Linked DNA regions of Homo sapiens: all the other regions are linked to region 1. A link is a loop called in an ENCODE intact Hi-C map of the cell type or tissue named here. Cell type or tissue: PC-3. All regions are shown on one strand.

Evidence for each region. Peaks named below come from ENCODE experiments on the same cell type or tissue, not always from the same donor. Only the 100,000 strongest peaks of a DNase experiment are listed, where the experiment ranks them.
Region 2: it touches region 1 in a loop (2.3-fold over the local background); 6 of 110 quality-filtered maps call a loop at or near these places.
Region 3: it touches region 1 in a loop (5-fold over the local background); 3 of 110 quality-filtered maps call a loop at or near these places.

What each region holds. Positions count from the first base shown.
Region 1 is chr1:68,116,830-68,124,829 of GRCh38, forward strand. GNG12-AS1 (GNG12, DIRAS3 and WLS antisense RNA 1) reads left to right here. Exons shown (of 10, transcript NR_040077.1): 7 at 622-903; 8 at 4,296-4,412. It also overlaps a transcript of WLS not described here. Among named protein-coding and RNA genes, the nearest start is that of MIR1262, 63 kb to the right of the region's middle. RefSeq lists a silencer at 1-131. In PC-3, a CTCF peak has its summit at 3,525 (motif pointing right); DNase peaks (open chromatin) are centred at 22, 3,542 and 4,902; H3K27ac peaks cover 358 bases.
Region 2 is chr1:68,171,069-68,179,068 of GRCh38, forward strand. All of the region lies in intron 2 of WLS (Wnt ligand secretion mediator), which reads right to left. The region is part of intron 9 of GNG12-AS1 (GNG12, DIRAS3 and WLS antisense RNA 1); the gene reads left to right. Among named protein-coding and RNA genes, the nearest start is that of MIR1262, 8.5 kb to the right of the region's middle. In PC-3, no CTCF peak of the experiment used is centred here; DNase peaks (open chromatin) are centred at 3,203, 3,873 and 7,923; H3K4me3 peaks cover 1,035 bases; H3K27ac peaks cover 1,981 bases.
Region 3 is chr1:68,193,798-68,201,797 of GRCh38, forward strand. WLS (Wnt ligand secretion mediator) reads right to left here. Exons shown (of 12, transcript NM_024911.7): 2 at 158-430. The region is part of intron 9 of GNG12-AS1 (GNG12, DIRAS3 and WLS antisense RNA 1); the gene reads left to right. Among named protein-coding and RNA genes, the nearest start is that of MIR1262, 14 kb to the left of the region's middle. RefSeq lists an enhancer at 5,847-6,348. In PC-3, no CTCF peak of the experiment used is centred here; DNase peaks (open chromatin) are centred at 4,214 and 5,114; H3K4me3 peaks cover 1,798 bases; H3K27ac peaks cover 3,034 bases.

The DNA.
Region 1 (8,000 bases):
CTTGGCCAGCAGAGGGCAGCAAATAGCTGTGGACTGATTAATTGTGGACAAGGGTGGTTTTAATTTTGAAGGCTAACAGAACTGTCCCTCCTGAGCCAGTTAGGGAAATAAAAGGTTGCCATGAACCTGTACGACTGGCCCCGACCCCTCCCACTCACCTTTGTGCAGGTTAGAATGATTGTCAGGCATTCAACTCACAAAAAATCTTGGTTCCATTTCTTCTCAACTTACTTTCAATTTCCTTCCTCCCTCCCTCCCTCTATCCCTGCTTTTCCTCCTTTCTCCGTTTTCTCTAATCATATTTCCCCCTGCCCCCACACTCACTCCTCTGCATCAAGCTAGTATACTGTACACACTCCCAAACTTTATCTGTACAATTGCAGCTTGTACTGCAAACCATGACATCTAGAGTGGATCCTTATACAGTATTCTTCCCAACCAATGAATGCTGCTAAACCTAGTATAATTTTTTAAACAACATGTAATTTGATAACTAGACCCAGAGAGGTACTATAGCTTGGCCAAGAACACACAGCAATTAGGGGTAACGTTAGAGCCCTAGCCAAGGCCTTCTGCTGTCCATTATACAGCCTCATCACACATGTTCTCTTTTGCCAACAGGAGGCTCGTGTGGTCCCTGTTTGTCATCCAGTCAATACGGCCATCAGCTTCTGGCCCCAGACACCTTTCCTCTGCACTGTGGCACAGAGGAGCAGACTGCTTTGGAGGGCAGCTTCCTGGGAGCTCCAGGGACCCTGGCCAGGCGGCCACTGCCACTGACTTCCTCGGCTCACTGAGCCCGTGCCTGCAGCTCTCGTGTTTCCTCTGTGCTGCAGTGGACGCTTATCTTCCCCCGATGGCACATTTCTTTGTCACAGACAGGACCCTCACTGGCAGTCGGAGGTGAGTTCCCGGGGAGCTTCTGGGTCTTGTTGGTGCCTTCTGGCACCACTTGTGGATGGGATGGCTCTGACACCCAAGCCTCACCACTGCTCCGGGGGTAACCCAATGACATGATCTCCCCAGCTTGCTAGATCCTGTCCTTCCCAATTATGATCCAAAAAATCATGCTAGGATAACTGTCTGGAAAAAATATTTAATTGGTCTTCCAGCTGGGAAACAAATTCTATATGAATTGATGAGAAAAAAAAAACAGAATTTTTAAAACTAGAAAAAATGTGGGTGACCTATTATCTTAGGGGATATTTCTTTAAGCATGAAAGCAAAACTAGAAACTATAAAAGAAAAAATGTACAGGTTGACTACATAGAAAAAAGCTCTATATCCTGGTAAACATCCAAATCAAAATAAAAGCTAGTGACAAATGGAGAAAAGTTGAGCTACCCGTGTAACAGACAAAAGATAAATATACTAAATCAGACTCTCAAGAAAATGGATAAAGAATCTGAACTGACAACCTAAAAATATCAAGTCATAGGAACATGAAACATGCTCAGTGTTACTGGTAATGAAGTAAATGCAAAATTCAATTTCTGCATCTTGAAGTTGCAAATTTCAAAACTACGTAGTGTCAGTGAGGATGCGGGCCACAGCCTCTCTCATTCTGCTGTTGGCACAGTTCTGGAGGGCTCTGTATGCTTACAGGTGTCCATGATAAATGCTTTTCTGTGTAGCCTTCATCGCTATCACCTTACTATCTATTGCCTCCTCCCTCCCGCCTTCCTTTACCACACCAATATACTTCACAATGATAGGGATATTGTTTACTGATCTGCCCCAAATGCTTACAATAGCACCTGGCCCGGCTGGTTGTGGTGGCTCACGCCTGTAATCCCAACACTTTGGGAAGCCAAGACGGGCAAATCACAAGGTCAGGAGTTCGAGACCAGCCTGGCCAACATGGTGAAACCCCATCTCTACTAAAAATACAAAAAATTAGCTGGGCGTGGTGGCAGATGCCTGTAATCCCAGGCTACTCAGGAGGCTAAGGCAGGAGAATCACTTTGAACCCAGGAGGTGGAGATTGTAGTGAGCCGAGATCACGCCACTGCATTCCAGCCTGGGTGACGAGCAAGACTCTGTCTCAAAAAAAAAAAAAAAAAAAAAAAAAAAGCACCTGGCCCAATATTAGATGTTCAACATATGCTTATTGAATGAATAATTGATCTTTAACCCAGTAGTTCTTAGGAATTGATACTAAGGCAACAATCAGTGATGTACAAAAAAGATTTATATCCAAGGATGCTCATTTCAACATATATTGTAATAGTCAAACTTTGCAAACCACTGAAATGTCCAGTAAAAATTATGAACCATCCTTTTTAGAGACTATAATAGTAAAGTCATGAAAATCATGTTATAGAAGACAACACAATAACATAGAAAGATTTCCTAGATATATTTTGAAAAGGGCAGGTTATATAACTGTCCAGAAATTTATTTTCTATGTATAATACAATCTTAATGTATATAAATCTACACATATATGCATGGAAAAACTTGTGTAAGAACATACTGACATTTTAACAGTATTTATCTTTGGATAGAGTAATTGTAAAATGTTTACATGTTTTTCTTTACTCTTTCATGTATTTTTGCAGAGTTTCTGTGATAGGACCATTTTGTTTTTGAGACTGGATTAAAAACAATGTAGCAGAGGCCATGGGTGCCTCACCCATATTCCTCAAGCTGGCCCTAGTTCCAAGTAGCTAAGAGCCTGGCGGTGGCCCTCTACCTACAAAGGATGGGAGTGGAGTGGCTCTCTCTCACAGCTTCCTCAGCCCCAGGGGACAACTCTGCAGCATGTTCCTCACAGCTTGACAGAGGCCCTGGCCGTGCACCTTGGTGGCTGTTCTTTGCATTCCCTTCTTCTCAGCCTTGCTTCTCCATGCCACCTCAGTGCTTCCTGGAATCACCTTTCAAGCCAGCTACTTGCACACAAATCCTTGTCCCAGAGTCTGCTTTTAGGAGGAGCCCAGGCTAAAAGGCACAAACGCTGTTTTAAAAATCCTGCCCACTCCGTGTAAAGAACATCAGCCAAGCATGGTGCTATAGAAATAACTCCTATCTTGGCTGTTCCTGTGTGTAGTTCACTTTCAATCTCTCAGCATCCCTGAGTTGAAGAGAGATCTTGCTTAACTGGGAGGGAAGGCCAAGGGGTTTCTGGATACAGGAGCCACCTTGGGGATCTTAGAGCCTCAGAAGAGGCAAGGATGTACGTTATAAGAAGGGGCTGTCCAGATGATAAATGAAATTAATAAACCACCCCTGTGATGCCAGCACATGGCTCACAGCAGATCTGCATCAGGCGCCTACCATTGCCCTAGGATGCCATTAACACCTACTCTTCCTTATGAGGCTTAGAATCAGGGCTGCTGAGGACTTCAGAAATCATCTCATTCAGGTGGGGTGAAGGGGGTGGGTAGCTTCCCTGAGGGTCCCACAGCAAGAGTTAGAGACACAGCCAGGACCAGAACTTACTGAAAAGCAATAATCCAAGGTCTGACTTGGGTTCTGAGGATTTGCTCAGTTATAGATGTCATTCTCGATTTGGCCTGAAGAGGGCAGACACTTGCCATTCATGGAGGTGAAGAGCTTGTTTTTAAGGCTGGACTAACATCTCCCAATAAGGTCATTTGGTTCTAGTGAGAGTTGCAGCTCACAACATTCTTGACTCTTCTGCTGCAAATATGCTACTGGAAAGACACTGAAGTTCACAGACTGAAGTTCCTTTAGTTCCAACTCTGGCACTGTAATAGGTGACCTTGCACAGGTCACTTCACCTCTCTGAGTCTCACTTCTTGTGAAGTAAGATCTCTACTCCGTGACTGAGAAGGTGGTATTGGGGAGTGATATGTAACTTACAAAGTTGCATATTACAACACACATCACTGCTGTTAAGTTCTGTGTGTGTGTGTGTGTGTGTGTGCGCGCGCGCACATGTGCACACTCGTGATGGAGAGAGCTTGATAAAGGAGAGAGGCCTAGGCCAAAGGAGCTTTTTCTGGCCTCAGGTGAATATATATTTGTAAATTCTCTAGCAATTGGAACCAATTCACTTTGTACTTGGAAAAGACTTAACTGCTTTTACTTTATATTTCGAACTGTACTTTTTTAAAAGCTAAAGATGTCCCTTAACCTAACTGGTGTATGGGAAAAAATATACATAACAGGGATATATGTAAAGTTCTACCATTAAGTCAAAAATATTGCTGAATACAGAGAAGGTATTGGTAATACAAATTTTTAAAACTAAGTATTTAGTGGTTGCTTGGTCATGAGAAGCAAAAAAGTAAGAAGTGAGTATTTTTAAAAATCCTGTACCATTTTCCTAGGACATCAAGCCCTAGTACAGGAAGGGACATTTTCACACTAATCTGTGCCAGCTGGAGCAGTCCTGCCATCTGAACATCATATTTTGGAACCCTGAGAAGCTAGGATGCAGTTAACAGGTAAGTAGTAATGGGAGAACTTTCTAGAAACCATGTCTGGAGGAGGGGTTCAGGAGCTGAGATGCTGAGCCTGGGGTAGGGAAGACTTGAGTGGGGCAGGCCCTACAAAAAGGGGTTCCATCAATCCAAATAAGGAAAAGTCACAAAGGAAAGGTCTGGTCTCAATAGTGAAGGGCATTGTTCCCTGAGAGATCAGTGTGTTGTCACAGGAGACAGGAAGCTCTGAACACTTCAAGACATGCTTAGAAGGCCCCCCGATGTCAGCAGAAAAGGGGCTGCTAATGTCATCTCAGAAACCAAGTTATCCCCATGCAACAAAATCAATCACGTATCAAAACATGATGGAGAGACAGCCTGCAGAAGTCAGATGGTTCCCGGAGCACTACAGGATAAAAAGGACCTTGAAATACAGAAGACAAAGTACAGGCTCATGAATGTCTGGACACACCAGCAAATTGAGCCTGACCAACTGCACTGACATCCTGATGAGTCAGCTTGAATCAAGAAGATGGGTCCCAAATAACTCAGGGTCACGCAGCAGAGAGAGATGGGGATTAGTCAAGTGTGTTCACTCTCTCACCGACTCTTCCTGATTGAATTCCCACACTATGCTAGGCACTTTTTAGGGAGCTGTGTATATTTTCTTTGGAGGCACAGGGTTAGGCCATTATCTCTTCCAAGGACAGCAGTTTCTCTGTGAATTTATTCCTTGTCCACCAAAAACCTTCTATTTCCTCTTTTAGCCTCCATGGTTACCTGAAAATAGGAAGGAAGGAAGTCTACGATGATGGAGCCATAAGATATATGCATTCTTTACTGTAAAAGATCACACAGAAATTCTAGTTTATAGATTCCCCAATGTTACCATTCAGCCTTTGGAAGCCTGATTCAATTTGAAAGAGTAGATAAAATATAGTTTCTAGAACTGACAAGGTGAGGATGAGACCCAAGACCAGGGTGTGGCCACTACCATGTGAACACTGGGAGGTCCTCCAACCTCCCCTGACATTTCTCTTGAACTTCTCAAAGTTACCTGCTTGGACCCCAGGGGTATGAGTTCCAAGGGCCCGATCAGCTATGAGATTATAGGCTGAACTCAGGCATCAGAATTGTTAGAGCTTTATCTCAGTTCTGAGAAATGGTTAAAACCACCCTTGGGCAGTCACACGTGGAATCACTTATTTCATTACTATGGACATTTTCTTGTAGGAACAATACATAGTGAAAATCCACTGGGATAACCAACATAAAACTGATTTTGTTTTCAGTTTGATATAGCAATTGCATTTTATTTGTTTGTTGTAAGTATTGGTAAACTTTCTTATTTTTTAAAAACAGACATCTGTAAAATTATATACTTTTTTCCTATAATATCCTTTAAAGCTGCTTGAAAAATGTTTATTATGACAATGTATAAAACTGGTATACATGGCCAATAATAAATTTTTTCTCTAGGTTGATGGTCCTTACTAAAAGCATTTTCTCACCTCTTGAGTTTCCACTTCTCTTTCCACTGATTGAAATGGGTTGCATCCAACCTGCATTCTTGAAATGGAGACTTCTTTAGTGAAACTCCAACACCCACTACACATCGGTGGAGAAGGCAGAACAGCCAGGGGACATACTGCAACCCCTCTCCTCTGGACCTCAAGTTTCTCCTCCACTGTCTATTTGTTATTTCTCTCCTGTCTCAGGATGAAAGTGTCTTTTCACTCCTTCGATGCTAACTCATCAACTTGTACTCTTGGTCCCAAAACTCTGATTTGGCTTGTGGCTTACATTAGCTCCTCAACATCTTTCCTTCATGGCTGGATCTCACCCTTCAGGTTTACAAACTTAGTTCACTTCCCTGCGGACTAAAAAACACAAGTCTCCATTTTACTCTGGCTCTTCTCGGAGCAACCATTTTACCTCCTTCCTTCCCACCACAATTGCCCACTGACTCTGCTACACTTCTCTGTCTACCTTCTGCCCTTGCCACTTAAGAAGGTTACACACATCCAAACCACCAAATCCAAGAGACTTGGATCCTTAAATGCTGCTGAACCTCTGAGGACATCTAACGTTGTTTCTTTCGTCTTTTTTCCTTATGAATCTGGTTCTTTCTTTGAAACCCCACATTTCTCTGATTTATCCACCTTATCTTCTTCCCCTTTCCTATAGAATATGGCCATGTCTGGCTCACCACTCTTGGTGGTCATCTGCTTGATGTTTTACTGCTCTGCCCAGTTGTCCTTCTTCCTCTCAATGGTGGTGGCTGCCCAATCTGCTGGACCCCTCAGTTCTAATTGTTAGCTCATTTCCTCAAAGAGATGGCTTTTAAAACCTAGCCCAGGCAAACCCAAACTCATCATCTTGCCCACTGTGCTAGATCTTTTCTGATTGTTTGCCCAATTCAAAATGGATTCTCCATTCTTTGGAGATGGACACCGATCTATAAGGTAGGCCCCAAGCAGCCATTTGACCTGACTTCCTGGTCACAGGTGACTGGCACAGGGACAGCCACCTGCCTAAGACTCCTGTTTTTAAGTGAGAGAAACAAGAACTGGATAAAGACTCAGTAGTGAATGGTACTGCTCTGAGAGAAAGGTGCATGGATTCCTGGTGCTAGGGGCCCTTAGAGCTGCCCCACTTCCCATCTTCCTGGTTAATTCAACTCTTCCATGGATCTCTCATATATGCTAGGAAAGTTCTAGTACAGTCTGTCTCTTAGCTAAGCTTGCTAGAGTTGGCTCCTACTTAGAAAACTTTAAGTAGTGAATCCACTGACATTTGTCATCCAAGAATCTCTCTCTCTGTCCGAAACCCCACCCATTCCCTTCCCCAGCGAGGGCTTGAAATTTGACTCTGATCGATCTTTCTGTGCAACCCACATCCAGAACATTCAAACCTTGTGCATTTTATCTCCAAAATAATCCTCTCCTCCAAGTCCTCTGCTACTGTCCTGGTTCCAGTCTCTGTGATCTCTTTTCTGGGCTTGTCCAGCCTCTCCAGGCTCCAGTGATCATTCTGATCGTATCACTTTTCTGCCTAATATCTGAGGCTAAGTCTTGTAACTCTTACCACAGCATTAAAAACCCTTCTCCATCTGGCTCACAGGTGCACAGGGCTCATCATCTGCTATTTCCATTCCTATGTGCCAGCCAGGCCTGATCGCCGACCTTATCCAAACATTGTCCATGCTTTGCATCTTTCTTCTATGATTTTTGTACTGCTGATCCCTTTGCCCGTTGGCTCTGGTAAAATCTTTCTCCTTTAAGGTCTATCTAAAGTCCTTTTCCTAACCCAGGGGATAGAGAAACGTTCCCTCTATCTTCTGGGACAGGAGTTCCCTGCTGGACTGGGAGGCACGGCTCCCTTTGATTCCTGGCACTGCAGTGGTTGATTGGTAAGTGGATATTGAGTGCACAGGATCGTACACCATCCCAATGTCCACCAGGTTAGGAAAAGGCCTAGAGAGAATAGCCAAAGTCAAAGCATTTTCTACTGTCACTGCTTACCACGCTTTAAGCCAAAGTCAGGAAAAGGCAGGCTAGGGGTGCTGAGTGGTGAATTACATGGACTGTGCCCCAGACCTCCAGACCTCAG
Region 2 (8,000 bases), 54 kb after region 1:
TCCCCCCAAACCCCTGCACACACACCCCTGAAATCCCTGTGCTAGATGGACCATCCAACTCTATTTTTGTTTCCACCAAATATTTTTGAGCACCTACTGGTGTCCTCGCACAAGATTGGATGTAAAGCCTAAAACCATAAAAACCCTAGAAGACAACCTAGGCAATACCATTCAGGACATAGGCATGGGCAAAGACTTCATGACTAAAACACCAAAAGCAATGGCAACAAAAGCCAAAATTGACAAATGGGATCTAATTAAACTAAACAGCTTCTGCACAGCAAAAGAAACTATCATCAGAGTAAATAGGCAACTACAGAATGGGAGAAAATTTTTGCAGTCTATCCATCTGGCAAAGGGCTAATATCCAGAATCTACAAGGAATTTAAATTTACAAGAAAAAAAAACAAAAAACCCCATCAAAAAGTGGGTGAAGGATATGAACAGCCACTTCGCAAAAGAAGATTCTAATGCAGCCAACAAACGTGAAAAAAAGCTCATCATCACTGGTCATCAGAGAAATGCAAATCAAAACCACAATGAGATACCATCTCATGCCAGTTAGAATGGCGATCATTGAAAAGTCAGGAGACAACAGATGCTGGAGAGGATGTGGAGAAATAGGAACACTTTTACACTGTTGGTAAGAGTGTAAATTAGTTCAACCATTGTGGAAGACAGTGTGGCGATTCCTCAAGGATCTAGAACCAGAAATACCATTTGAACTAGTAATCCCATTACTGGGTATATACCCAAAGGATTATAAATCATTCTACTATAAAGACACATGCACACGTATGTTTATTGTGGCACTATTCACAATAGCAAAGACTTGGAACCAACTCAAATGCCCAGCAATGATAGACTGGATAAAGAAAATGTGCCACATATACACCATGGAATACTATGCAGCCATAACAAAGGATGAGTTCATGTCCTTTGTAGGGACATGGATGAAGCTGGAAACCATCATTCTCAGCAAACTAACACAGGAACAGAAAACCAAACACCACATGTTCTCACTCATAAGTGGGAGTTGAACAATGAGAACACATGGACACAGGGAGGGGAACATCACACCTGGGCCTGTTGAGGGGTGGGGGGATGGGGGAGGGATAGTATTAGGAGAAATACCTAATGTAGATGACGGGTTGATGGGTACAGCAAACCACCATGGCACATGTATACCTATGTAACAAACCTGCACATTCTGCACATGTATCCCAGAACTTAAAGTATAATTAAAAAAAAAAAATACTCAGAGAAGTTCCAAATGCTGTATATAAATAAATACAAATCTTATATAGAAATAGGATTTGGAACTATATACATGTATATAAACATAAAAATGTATGTTTATATATGTCTATAAAGAGTGAAACAATTAAACTTCTTCTATAAAAAAAAGAGTAGGGATAAAAAGGCATATAAGGCAAAGTCATTGCCCTCAAATTGTTTACAGTAAAGTGGTGAAGGCAGGTATATAAATAAGTATAATTCCATGTAGTTTGTACTGCATTAGAAGTATATATGAAGTATACAGTCAGCACAAAAAGATCAAGAGTTCTGAGTAGAAGGTCAAGAATTGTAGCACAGAAGACACAATCTTCTGGCTCACCCTACTGAGAAGAGGTGATATTTACCAATGAATTGCAGAATAGGAGTTCACTAGGCAGCGAGATAGGAAAAGGCATTACAGGCAGAGGAAGCCCCATGTATAAAAAGTCACATAAGCACAAAATAGCAGGGAAAGCAACTAATTCAATATGGCAGGGAATGTGAGAGGGACTGGAGGGAACAGGGAAGGCTAGAGAACAGGAAGGGTCTAATGACAAAGGGAAGAAGCTTGCCCTGAGTGCTGCAGCATTTTGCTTAGAGGATGTTAAAGCAAAGGAGGAGATTCTGGCAGCTGTGCGGAAGACGGACTGGGATGGGGGGCCAGGTAGACAAAGAGACATCCTAAGGAAACTGAGGCCCACTGCTAACACAGTTCTCAGTGTGCTTAAGACGATTTAACCTTGTGGAAAATACTGCCAGGAGGATATTTTCTAAGGAATTTGTTTACCAAAGAATCTGAACCCAATGATGAACCAATCTTTCGCTAACAAAGCTAGAGAACTCAGAACCATCTAAGTTAGCAAGTGTTAAAACACTGGAAAGCAAATGTGGCAACAGCACTTTCCTATTTGACCATAATCAACATCAATGTGGAAAGAAAACAAACCTGAAAGCAAGTGAGGAAAACACACAGTGGGTTTCTTTGCTTTCTCTCCAGGACACTGTCAGTACACAGAGCATTTAGAATAGCTGATTTGATCGTTGTGAAAATCTACCTGCGTGCCCCTCTCTCTCTCTCTCTCTCTCTGAATGCAATTAGAGAAGACAGCTTCATTCACACTGTGTCTAAAAATAGATGATGGCAGAGTTCACAGACTGACAGCTGCATTGTCATACAGTAACCAGGAAAGGAAAGGGATGGCTAATTTAACTTAACAACTTCCAAAACAAACAGTGCAGAGGGAGTCCAGGATAAAGAAAAAACACACAGGTCAGTTCTTCAAAGAGCTGGCAGAGGGATGGGGTCGCTCCATGGCAGTTTATTAGTCCTCCCAAAATCCTGACGAAACCAGCTAAGTATTTTGCCCAGATCTACCCAGAGTCCTTCAGACAAGAGCTCTGGCAGATGAACCGCTACAGAGATTCAGGCAATATTAGGCAGCAGGGCCAGGACTTTCCCTGCTGACTTCTTCATACATCCCCTGGACACAAGTAAGCTAAGAAGAGTCATGACGTTTTTCTAGGCAAGATAAATAAATGAGTTTTTTCCCCCTTTGCCATATCTAAATTATACTCTGCCTAGCCTGGGGCATTTAAAAAAAAGTTATCCAGGAAATAAACATGCATCATTAAGGGGCAGAAACCAGGTGTCTAAAAGAAGCAAACCATTTCTTTCCCTCCCTTCAGTCCTAAAATGTTTTCTGTTTTCCTCCTCAGTCTGCCTTGCCCAGGGAAGGGATTACGGTTGGGCTTCAAAAGAAACAAGGGAATAATGCCTGTGGACGGGTAGCAGATTCTCTCTGCAGCTCTCCCGCAGCTCCATGTTGGCTCTCAGCGCTGCTGCCAGCCAGCTAAATGTCAGATCACGGCACCCCAACATTCCCTCACTGCATACCTCCATCGCCCTGGTGACTAAGCTGTTTCAACAGCTGTGTTATTGCTGGAGTCAGGCCAGTGTTATTCACACGAAGTATTTGTTTCATACGGCTTATGTGGGGAATTATTGCACTCAGCTTTGGGGTTCTATTTAAAGATAAGGTCCTTCCCTTGATCAATCAGCCAGGACATTCCTCGAGTTGGGCTCCAGGAGACAGTGGGACAATATTCTACTGCCACCCGGGGTTCCAGATAATGGACAGATTCATAATACTATAAAGAAGGTGGATGAAGCATATGTGTGTGTGAGAGAATGGGAAGCATAATGGAAAACCATGACCCTTGGTGGAGCTGCGGAAGAACTCTGCTGCTCCTCCCTCAATAAAAGCCACCCACAACACAAGAGTGTTAAGCTGGACTCCCTTTCTGCTCTTCTTCTCCAGCCATCACCCTCAGCCTTTCCCTTAAAATCATTGCTCTTTCCTTTCGGGTCACGCTAGCACTGTTGCGTTGGTCTCTACATGCATCACTCCACACACCTGCCCCGAATGCCATCTCCTCCCTCAGCCCTTGGCTTCTCCTATCTCATCAAATGGTTTATGACCATTGATGTTCCTATCATGTAGGAAGCAAGTTGGGCCTGTTGGCCTGGTGACCTCCTCCACTACTCCACATCCTCTTCTGAGTGTGAGTAAGATAAGGGCTGTGTTACTAACTGCTGAGTTAATCAACCCAAACTCCCTTATATGGAGGGACAACTGGGAAAAGGAAAAGGCATTACATCCATGAGCTTTATGTCCTGTAGGTGGGACTAATTTCTATTTCTAGCTCATTCTAGGCTGAATCTCCATCAAAGAGGCCTACTGGCCTGTTCTCCCTCCAAAGTTGTTCTCACCAAGAGCAATCGGGCACCATTTTCTGATGCTGAAAAGATCTCAGAAATATGTTTTCTTATAAATGAAGTATTTTTAAAAGAAATAAAACAATGATTCCTAAGAGCTCACATTTTTTACTGCCTACTATGTGTAGACATTTTCACCCATGCAGATGCCAGCCAGATGGAAACCATCACAGGCAATTTCAAAGTGAGGAAACTGAGGCCCATGGCCATGCTACCAATGTGAGAGGGAGGCAAAATGAGAACCCAGGTTTGCCTGACTCAGCAGCTCAAGTACTTTCCCCTTATGTCTCTCAGTCATGGGGTAGGAAAGTTAGGACACCCGCTTCTTGCTCTAAAAAGGCCACTATTTAGCCAAACAATTTGAGTAAGTCACTTTACATAATGTATTATTTCATGAAATACTACAGTTGGATCATAGGCTTACTAAGATCCTTTCTAGTTCTAATATTTCATGAATGTAGAAATCTAAAACACCTCCAGCTGTTGACTGCCTTCTATACTTAAGGCACTGAGGCCAAAACAAAGAGCTATAAAACCATGCCTGTCCTCAGGGCACTTATAATGGAGTTTGAGTGACAAAGGATAACAAGTTGAGTTTGACTAATGGAAGAGTTAAACAATTAACAAATACAAAAATACCAGAGAACCAGACTACAGGGCAGTGCTTGAGAAATAACACCGCATACCAGCATGACTATACAAGGAGAAAAGTAGATTTCAACAATGGTAACACCCCTAACCCGGAAAATACATTTGTGCTGCCAGCAGAAAGAAAAGAAGAGACAGAAAACGCTTGCAGGAAAAGCCAGCTACTAGAAGGGATCCCGTCTGTTTCACAGGAAAGCTTTGTTTCTGACAAGTTTCGTAAAGGAAAAAGTAGGCTAGAACAAGCTTTTTTATTTCCAACCCACCTTTTCTTCGTTCCCATGAATGAGGAGGGGATACAAATGAGAGCAGGCAGCCAGGGACAAAAATAATATGGCTGGTGGTTCCTGACCTCTTGGATTCCTGCCAACAGAGAAGCCTGAGAGGCAACATTTAATTGTGGAAAAACCAGCCTGGCTCTCCTCTTATCTTTTTCCTCTGTGACTTAAACCCACAATTACTGGCAACCCCTAGATTCCGAGTCACCCAGCTGGTGGTGGCAGCAATGGCTGTGTCTGTAGCTGAAAAGCAAAAGGGAGTCAGATTTTACCTGCCTCCGAAGCCAGCCCTGGGAGCACAGCCCTAACCCAGCTTGATGACTTCTCCCATTAAAAGGTTCACAGATGCCCTCCCGTTGGGAAAACCACCAAGTGAGAAGTCCAGATGGGAAAAAAAGAAACACGATTTTCAGCTGCTGTATAATTCAAAGGACAAGCTACGAGTCTCAAATCCTGAATTCCACATTTTATTTCAGCACTAGAGATGTGATGTTCAATTCCTTTTCTTAAGAAACAAACTCCAAATTTCTTAGCTGGTCATCAAGGCAACTCACCTACCAGGCCCTCTGTCTTTCAGCAGCTCATCTTTTTTCTCTAATATGGACACTTTTCTACAGCCCAACAAATGGGCTTACCGTCCTTTGCACATATGTTATTTCAGAGCATTTCATGATAGAAAAATATGGTCTTAGTCCTCACTTTCTCACCTAGAAATCACTTTGAAGAAGTCACTTAACTTCCATAATTTCATACTTGTTTAAATTTAAAACTTTTTCTCCAGTAACAGCCTCACAGAGGACAGTAGAGATTTAACCTTGAACATCTAGCATTGAGCCTGCAGAGGAGATGCATAATCAACGTTTCCTTCTCTATACCTAATGCCTTTGCTGAGTTACCTTCATCCAAAAGAATGTTCCCATTGCTAACTCTTGTCCTGATCTTTTCTTACCACTCTTCCACTCCAAGAGGTTGTCTCCCATACACCTCTGCTCCCATCTTAATATTCTTCCATTTCAAAATATTTTAATTTACATGCTGCTATGTTTATAGTCAAATATAATTAAATCATGCCTGTGGGCACATTCTCCTAAGGATGCTAAGAATTTTCCACATCTTCTATTTTAGGACTTTATCCAATTGCTTCAGTGCTGATCAGCATGCATTTTGGTACTCATGGGGCATACCCTCATCGGGATTCATAAACCTCTGAATTCCATGGGTGAGCTTCAGGGCTTCCATTGAAATATGAATACTAAATGTGCAAATGGGGTCTATGCATATTTGTCTCCCAAGGTTAAAGTCCTTGACCTGAAGTTAATAACCACTGTCCGGAAGTAATGAAAGGCCTGTGGCTAACATCCATGGACGGGGTCCTTTTTCTGAACACTCAGCCCTGCCACCTATGTTTCTGGGCTTCTATGCTCTCTCTGGAACACAATTCCTCCTTTCTATTCAAGTCCGAGAATAATAACTACTCACTCTTATTTATTTATTTAGAGACAGAATCTCAACCAGGCAGGAGGGCAGTGGCGCAACCTTCTGGGCCCAAGCAGTCCTCCTACCTCAGCCTCCCAAGCAGCTGGGACTACAGGGGCACACCACCACATCCTGATAATTTTTGTATTTTTTGTAGAGACAGGGTTTCACCATGTTGCTCAGGCTGGTCTCGAACTCCTGGGATCAAGAGATCTGCCCTCCTGGGCCTCCCAAAGTGCTGGGATTACAGGTGTGAGCCACTGCGCCCAGCCAACTATTCACTTATATTGAGCATTTACTATATGTATCCAGCACTTACTATGTAAAAGCCTCACATACACTATTCTAGTTTAATCCTTACAACAACCCTATAAAGGTAGTACTACTATTCTATTTTATAAGTGAGGAAAATGAAGTACAAGGAAGTTTCAAAAACTTCCTTGCCAAGGGTCTCATAATTTATAAGCAGCAGGCCAAACATTCATAATTTATGATTCAGCCCAAACACTCTGGCTTGAAAGTACTTAACCCAGTGCTGGAGTTGTCTCTCCAAGCTCTTTCACTTTCCAGAAAAAAATAAGACTGCCCTTGGACTGTTTCTTTGCCTTCACATTGTAAGTGATCACAGATTCCAACGCCTTTAAAACTCCACCTTTGACTCAATCAAAACATTTCCTTTTCCGTGAGTTAATCATTTCCCCTTCTATGTTTATGGACTCCTTTGGGTACTTAATGCACTGAACACACTGGTGTAATTTTTTAATTCTCTCTCCATGAATTAGACTGTGAGCTCCTAATTATTTTGAGTACACATGGAATATTTACTGTGCCTGGAATTGTGCTAAGGATATAACAATGAACAACACAGTGTCCCTGCCTTTAAATAATTCACTCTTAGGCCAGGAGTGGTGGCTTACGCCTGTAATCCCAGCACTTTGGGACTTTGGGAAGCCGAGGTGGGCAGATCACAAGGTCAGGAGTTTGAGACCAGCCTGACTAACATTGTGAAACCCCGTCTATACTAAAAATACAAAATTAGCTGGGCATGGTGGCACACGCCTGTAATCCCAGCTACTCAGGAGGCTGAGACGGGAGAATCACTTGAACCCAGGAGGGGGAGGTTGCGGTGAGCCAAGATCACGCCACTGCACTCCAGCCTAAGCAACAGATCGAGACTACATTTCAAAAAAAAAAAAAAGAAAAGAAAAGAGAAAACTAAACAAAAGAGGGTTATGATGGTTTCTGAAATTGTATTATGAAGAATAAGGACTTATCTTTATTTCTTAAATCCTGAGCAAAATGCTAGCATGTAGTACAAGTCCCAATAATGCCTATCGAATGAATGAATGAAATTGGGAAAGGGTTTTCAGATACTGAACTGCTAAACTGAAAGATCTACCATCCCATCATGAAACTCTTTGAGGTTATTTATACACTGACTCACCTAAAAACTGCTTCCTGTGTTGGTGTCTATGATACATTTTTTAATGTCAGACTAAAAATACACTTCCAGTACACCAACCCTGTCTGCCTACCTAAGGAGTAGA
Region 3 (8,000 bases), 77 kb after region 1:
TAATACAGGTAAAGTACACAGAAAGTGCCTGGGAAGTAGTCAATAATTGTTTGCTATTACTATTACCATTTTTACTTTTATTAGAATTGGCTCAAAAAGAACCCAAAGAGGGCAATGCTCAAAGGGAAGAAAGGGATGAGAGGAGAGTACACTTAACTGATTTGGTTGTTTAGCTTGAAGGCAATGTCCAGCTGCAGGATAAACAGCATGAATTGGAACCAAGGACTCATCTCCATGTGGGGGAGGGGAATGTGAACAGAAAACACGATGTCATTGGCTTCAATTTCCCTTGGAATTGCCTCTTCAATGTCTCGGATCTTGTCACAATGATTGGGTCCCCAAGGCACGAACCATTTTGTCTTGTGATGGTTCTTACGGGCATCCACACATTTCACCGACATGTAGGACACTGCCGTTGTGGGCCCTGGAGCTGAAAAGAGAAAGTTTGTCTGTTTTAGAAAAGCCATCTATTGAAACTACTGTTTCTGGTTAATATTCTTTCCACTGCTGTGTTCCCTCCAGCTTTTGTATCGCCTTCTACAAGTGGGGCTCAGCAATACTTAGGGATCTTCCAAATCTGGGTGAGGATCTTTCACTGACCTCCAGAGGTGTCATAACAGTATCTCTGAGAACCTTCCCATTATGTTTTCAATTGCTGTGAAAGAATACATTTGTAACCAGTCTAGTTATACTTCCCCACTTCAAAACAATGTCACAAAAAATCAACTGTGCTACAGTTCCCACCTGATTGAGGTCTTGGAGAGCTCTGGTGCTTCATAGAGAACAGTATCTAAAGTCAGAAGACCTTAGTCTTCAAACCTGGATTCGAAGCCTGGTTAAAAACCTACTGTCAGTGAATCTTGGGTAAGTCAGTTAAATCTGTAATAGCTTCAGGACCCTCATCTGAGAAACGGAAGAGTTTCTAAGATTCCTTTTGGCTCTAAAATTGTACAACATTGCTTTTGCTTAAGATAAAGAACTAGGGGACACCAGTTAGCTTGGTACCTAGCAGAGAATGGGAACTCAAACACTGACTGATACTTCAAAAGTGTACTAAAATATAAACGATGCACTTCAAGACAGCAAAGCAACTTTGAAATGTGTAACTTTAAAAACACTATTTTGTGATTATATAATGGTTATATGATTATAATATTAATAACTTGGAAAATACAGAAATTTTAAGTTCAAAACAACATTTACCCAAAATCCCACTAGAGGGAAGTAACCACTGTTGGAAAATGTCAAAATGCCATCTGTCTTTTCTATGACTGTGTAATTAGATAAAAAGTTTACACATGAATTAAATTGTGTAACTTTAAAATATACGCAAATATTAACACATATTTATAAAATAGTTATATCATGCATAGTTTTGTAGTCTTTTCTTTTTATTCACTTAGAAAAGCAGAGTATTGTGTGATAACACCAGCTCTGGAGGCGACCTGTCTGGTGTCAAATCCTGGCTCTCTCATTTTTAGTTGTGTCACCACAAATCCACACTAGGAAAGTTTTGGGCAAATTACTAAGCCTATCTCTGTATCGGTTTTATCATCTCTTAGATGGCAATAATAATAGTACTGATCTTTCCAAGTCACTGCATATTTTAAACAAGTTAACATATGAAAGCACTCAGAGTAGTGCTTGGGCACACACAAAGTATAAAATATTAGCCATTATATCATATTTTCTTTATAATTAAAATCTTTCAGTTAGTAGTTGCAAAATAGTCAATCACACAATACACCAAAATCAACTTCTCCTTCATCAGTTTGTAAAGGCTATCTATAAGAATAATCCTTTGCCTAATATGTTTTGTTGGAAATTTCTCCTAAACTTTCCATCTGCTATCTAAATTTGTTTATGCACATTTAAATAGAGAAGTTCCAGATCTTATATGGAATCCCTCTTTTATGTTTTTCCCCCCATGCTTTTGTGTTTAGAGAAACTGACCTTCTTCATCTCAAAATTCAATAGTCATCTATATTGACTTCTATTTATTTTTTGCAATTTCATTTTTTCTAATATTTAAACAGTTGATCCATCTGAAAATTGCTATAAGAGATGCAGTGAGGTTCTAGTTTTATTTCTTAAATATTTAAATTATAGTTGATTGAACAGACCCTCCCTTTTGTTGATTTATCATATCACTGTTAATCTTTATGTATGTAAGCATGTTTCTGAACATCTGTTCTTTTCCATGCATTAAACTGTCAATTCACGGGTCAGCACAACATTGCTTTGAATTTTATAAATTTATTATTTTTATCAATATCTGCTAGAGTAACTCTCTTCCCCAATCCATTTCAAATTTACATCTTTTTGCTAGGATATTGAAGATTAAATTAAATTTATAAATAATAAATATATAATAATAAATTAATGTGGACAGAATTAGCATCCTTCCCCAGCGTTTAGTTTTCCCATCCAAGAACAGTACTTGTTTCTCCATTGTCTACAATCTGTTTTTAAATTTCTTGGAAAACTTTCATTGTTTTCTTTATGTGGGTCCTACTAGTATATTTTAAAATAGATACATCTATAAACCTTTGAAAGTTAGTAGTTAAAAGAAAGTGTCATCAATTATGGTTTATGTGTGTGGTTTAAATATGTGTATTTCTGTGCATCTGATACTTGGTATATTATGTTTGCAGAAATTCTCTCTTATTTAATAGAGATCAGATAGCAATGGAGAAACATGAAAAGCAAAAAGAAAGTTATATAACGGGAAAAATGTGTATTATTAATATTCTGCCCTACTTCTAATGTTCGAATCCACATTATTTTTCTATTCTATTAAACATCTATTTTAATGATACATTTTTAGTAAAATGTTATGTTTGTAAGAAGTTAGGACAATGCCTATTAATACTTACCAGAAAACTCAACACTACTAAGCTCTAGCTGAACATCCTTCATGTAGAAGGCTGAACACTGCAATACAAGTTGCCACTAACCCCTGCTACAGACGTTTTTCTTTAAAACTCAAAACTGTATCACGAAGACCTCACATCTAATCCATCTAAAATCAGACATCTGACTTATTCTTAGAAATATGAGTCAATCAAACTTTGGTTATCCTGACTCAGCTAAATAGCCCACTGACATTAGAAAAGCCAAATGGCACATTTAACTGAACCCTTTTTAATGTGGTTGGAGAAATAAACAGTGAGACAAAAGTCATGAATTCTATTTTCGGCTAACATACTCAAACTGACTATTTGCTGCAGAAAATAGTTACTACATTTTAAAACTTCTATTCTTCCAAAATGAACCTAACCTTTTTTTCTTTATTTTTTACCTTCTTGAAAAACAAGTCTCTCACTTCTCAGGCCAAAACGAAAAATAACTAGCTGAGTTCCTCAGCTAAGCTCCAAAACCACATTCCAAACTTAATAACAGAGAAGCTGAACACTTTATGGTCACAAAGTCCGCATTTTTAATGAATGCAGTGAACGCCTGCCTTTTTAGGGGCCTGCATTATTTTCATCCTCTCATTAGTCTAGTGTTTCTTCTATAAAGAAAAAAAATCCCAGAAATACTAATATTTTCATAAATATCATGGCAGTGAACTTGGAGAAGCCTCAAGTGCATCTCAAGCTATACTGTGAGAATCACAATTTTTTTCACTTGAATAAATTAGTCCTTGAGTCTCAAAAATGCTTTCCATAACTTCAAAACCTGAAGATAATTCAACATTTTCCGTTTTTCTAATAGTGTTCAAAAGAGAAAACACAAGTATTGCTTGAGAAAGTAAACAGACATCCTGATATTCAAACATGGACAGTTAATGTTCCCCCAATAATATATTTACAGCTCAGTGCAATGTCCTACTCCAGCTAAAAGTGAATTCCCAAGTGTTTCTTTATATAGACAGCATTATCACGTAAACCAAAAGCAAAGCTTACAGCTGGTAGCTGGTCACCTACCATAGAATGTGTTTTCATTAGCTATAGTCAAAATTTTAGCTACATGGGTCACAAATTGTGTCTAGAATCAAAAAAAGTTTGATCTGTCTGTAAATTTTTTTAAAGTGTGTGGGATTAAGAGAAAAGAGCTAAATGGAGGAAGTTTAAATCATCTTCAACCTTTGAACAAGCCACAATAACAGGTATTTGTAATGAAGGCCTTACTTAGTCACTTGCGTGGTTCTAGGGATTAATAGAGTTTGTGTATTCAAGAGGGGGCTGGATAGATTCAGGTCAACAAACTGAGTCATGTTTGCTCAGGTGAAAGCTAAAAATAACCACTCCCCAGTATTCCTAGGAGAGTAATGCAATATTACCCAGCTGCCTCAGCACACATTATAAATGTCTCCTCCACCCACCCATAGTATAAGGTTTAACTGAAAACAAGTAGGCCAAAAACTACTTCTACACCAGACCAATTCAATGACAGAATAATTTGGCCAAAACTAAATATGCCTAGTCACTGTAAACTGGTTAACTCATGGTTGGTTAAGATAGCCTTGGGAATATGCACAGAAGTTATAAAACCATGAGCTATTCATTGAAAATGCAGTCCATTATGAATTCAGTTCTTTTTACTTTATCAAACATGACCATTTTATTTTGTCTGTATTTCAATACAGTATTTTTGGCCTCCACTTTTCCACTACAGCACATGAATTGTGAAATGTGATTCTATATAACATTTAATGTTAAAGTGATATGAAATCAATAAGACTTCTAACAAATTCAAGGTGTGAAGAAATGTACAAACACAACCTGAAGTCTCTATGAAAATTCAGTGGTCCCTCAGTTACACACATTACTATGGCTCACAGTATATTGTCCAAATTTGTCTTGAGTATCTACCATGCACTAGACACTGCCGGTTCTGGAGTAAACCTGATAGGCACCAACCATATGGAACGTACAAATAACGGAGGAAGCAGACAATAAATAAACAATTTCAGGAAAAAATAATTTTGATGAATGTTATATGTAACCTGACATTCCCTGAGAAAGGGCAACAGTCAGATATTTGGGAGGTGGGAGAAATGAATACACCAGAATGACAGAAAAATCCAGTCATCGTTACAACATAACCTTGAATAAAAATGTAAGTGAACAATGACTAAACCTGTAGTACTTCTTTTGGAAGAATATTCATTGACTCCAGTCAGCTTCCTGTTATTTCACTTCAAATGGCTATCCAGTTTACAAATTACTATCTAGCCAACCGCTAGCATTTATCATGCTTAAAATTGAGTCAACATTAAATCATTAGCCCCTATTCCTTCCAGAACCTGTAATTTAAGAGTTAGAGAGAGACAAGACTTGGTTGCCTCTTAGAAAAGTTAAAATAAAACTAAAACAACAGGCTGACATGACACATTGTCTCCATTTAAGCCAACATAGACTATTTATTTCTTTGCTTTATTATGAGTAATGAACATTTCTTTAGCAATCACCTAGGAGCATTACTATTATGCAGGTACCGTACTAACTAAAGACAGAGACGAATGGCCTCCCAGACCCCCATTTGCTCACAGGCTAGTGTGGGAGGCTGAGAAGTTCACAAAGAATTACACCCTGATTGGAAATTTCTTTGACAGAGGTTTGCACAGGATGCTCCAGTTGTAAAAAGAGCTGAGGGTAGCTTTCGGCAGGGCTTAGCCTTGGAAGAGAGCAGGTAATAGCCAAGGGAGAATGGGGGATGGCCAAGGAGGGAAGGTGCTGAGGTAGAGATAGAACATGTGCTGGGTCATAGAATATCTAAAACAATCATATTTTCTGCAGATATCTGTGCTTGAATATTAAAAATTAAAAAGAGATCATTTAACGGTGAAAACTGTAGTACTACTCTTATCTCTGTGTCCACCCTTGCCTTTTCTAATCAGTGGTATAATTCTACTAGAGTGCCTTGGCCTCTGCTCCCAATCATCCCTGCTGTACTCTATAGAGCACCATAAAGAAGGAATAATAAACAGAGCCACACATAACAAAGAACTTTTATTTGGCAGGAATGTTTCCTTTTATGACACCTATCTCTGCCCTGTAAGTAGCCACAAGGCCAGACCAGAGATCTGCTGGAAGGAGGCGGAGTGAGAGGGTAGTCAGGTGGGAATGAAGAAGCTCCCCGTCCTATTCCCACAAATGGCCCCAAAGAGCCTTTGAAGTCTCAGTCATCAGGTAATAATAGCCTTCCTCTAAATTAGAGGAAGAATGTCTGCCTTGCAACAAAGATGATATTTAAAGAATAATCTGCTTTGGGGTACAAGGGGAAGGAATGCAGAGAATAGACCAGTTGAAAAGGTAATTCCTGTTTATAAGAATTAATAATCAGAACAGCACCATTTTAAAAAGTAATGACTTAAAGTAAAAATGGTCAAAGATTTCAGAAATGTTTTAGAGAATTTTATGTTTACAATAGAATTTATCTAACAAAAATGATAGGAACAATACACATTGATTTAAAAACATACAAAAAGTTGGTAGCAGATACTTTCTCCTACTGACTTGAGACATTGATTTAACACCTGAAAACTAATCTCAGTTAAAAAGCTGCCAGCACCATCTCTCCACCTGTAAAAATGTGAATATTTATTTATATTTTATAATTTCATTTTATTTATTCTCTATCTTGTTCCATAAAACATTTTGGGGTACTAGAACTGGTTATTAGCCTTTATTTTTTAAAAATAATTGGGACTGATTTCAACGGATAGAATTAATGTTGGGGCGGGGGTGGGCAGAGACTACAAATTACTTGGTCTATGTCTATATCTTCAAAAGTTTGGGGAGCTTATATTCTCCAGCTATTGCTTTTTTTTTTTTTTTCCAGCTATTGCTTTTGAAACAACAGCTGGGAAATATAAGCTCCTCAAACTTTTGAAGCAATAGCTGAAGAATGAATATAAGCTCCCAAAACTTTTACCTGATCTATGAAGTTGAATGGCTCAATATCCATTTTACTTTGAAATGTAGAGAAAACCTCCATTGCACTATGAATGGTATTTATAAGAACTAAAAGGCATATGCCCAAGTTGGTTCTAAGCTCTGCCTATCTAAATATCTCTGCTTGCCTTATGAGAACTTATATAAAACATATTGAGCACTTAAACCCTTGGGCAATTGCAGAGTGTGCTTTGGATTTTTTGAGTATCAAGGTGGGGAGGGTCGAAAAGAGGGAGAAAGGGAACACAGGTGTCAGAAAAGACTAGATGAATTCCTGTTATGTAACTACTTTTTCAAATGCCCCCAAAGTACTTATTTAACCTAAGAAAATCTTTAGCTAAGTTTAGAAATTAGCTTTAAATATGCTCAATTGATTTTCCTTAGACATTCCACATGCCTTTCGCCAGCTCAAAAGCCTTAATTCTGGTTAAAAGGAAACATGTGAAATATACTGCACAACTTCAGTGGCCAGATCATATTAACTGGCTGAGCTGTGAGGTCTTATGAGCCAAACCTGCTTACCATTCACTGAAAGTCAGTTCCTAAAAAGATTTCTTAATATCTGCCATACCACTTATCTAAGTTTTGGGTGGCTAATTAGAATGAGCTCTTCAAAAAGTTCAGCTAAAGAAAGTGCAAATATTTGCATTAAATTGACTTAGTACTTAAATGATTCAGTGTGTTAATTCTTTTACTGAAATTGCTCTGAAGTTATAGTAGACACTTATGCTTTCTCCACCACCTACTTTGAAGAGAAGATTCTCCTATATTTCAACCATACCCATTAAATCTTACTAGCTTACTAAATGAAGTATTATTTCACAATTCAATCTCAATTACTGGAGAGCTGAAAGTGTGTCTACAGAGACTAGACCAGAAGTGATTTTTACAATTATCAAAGCTATGCCCTTGTGCATGAAATGGGGTACGCTAAGTGAAATGAAATTCATTCTTGCCAGCCACTTTCAGTCAGTTAGTTATGCTAACATCTGTTCTAGGAAAGCTAATTTTTTTTAATACAGCAGAACATTCCTTTACACTGAACCACTACCACCAAAACACAAACATACATACTACATAGCAGAGTTGAATGCAAAA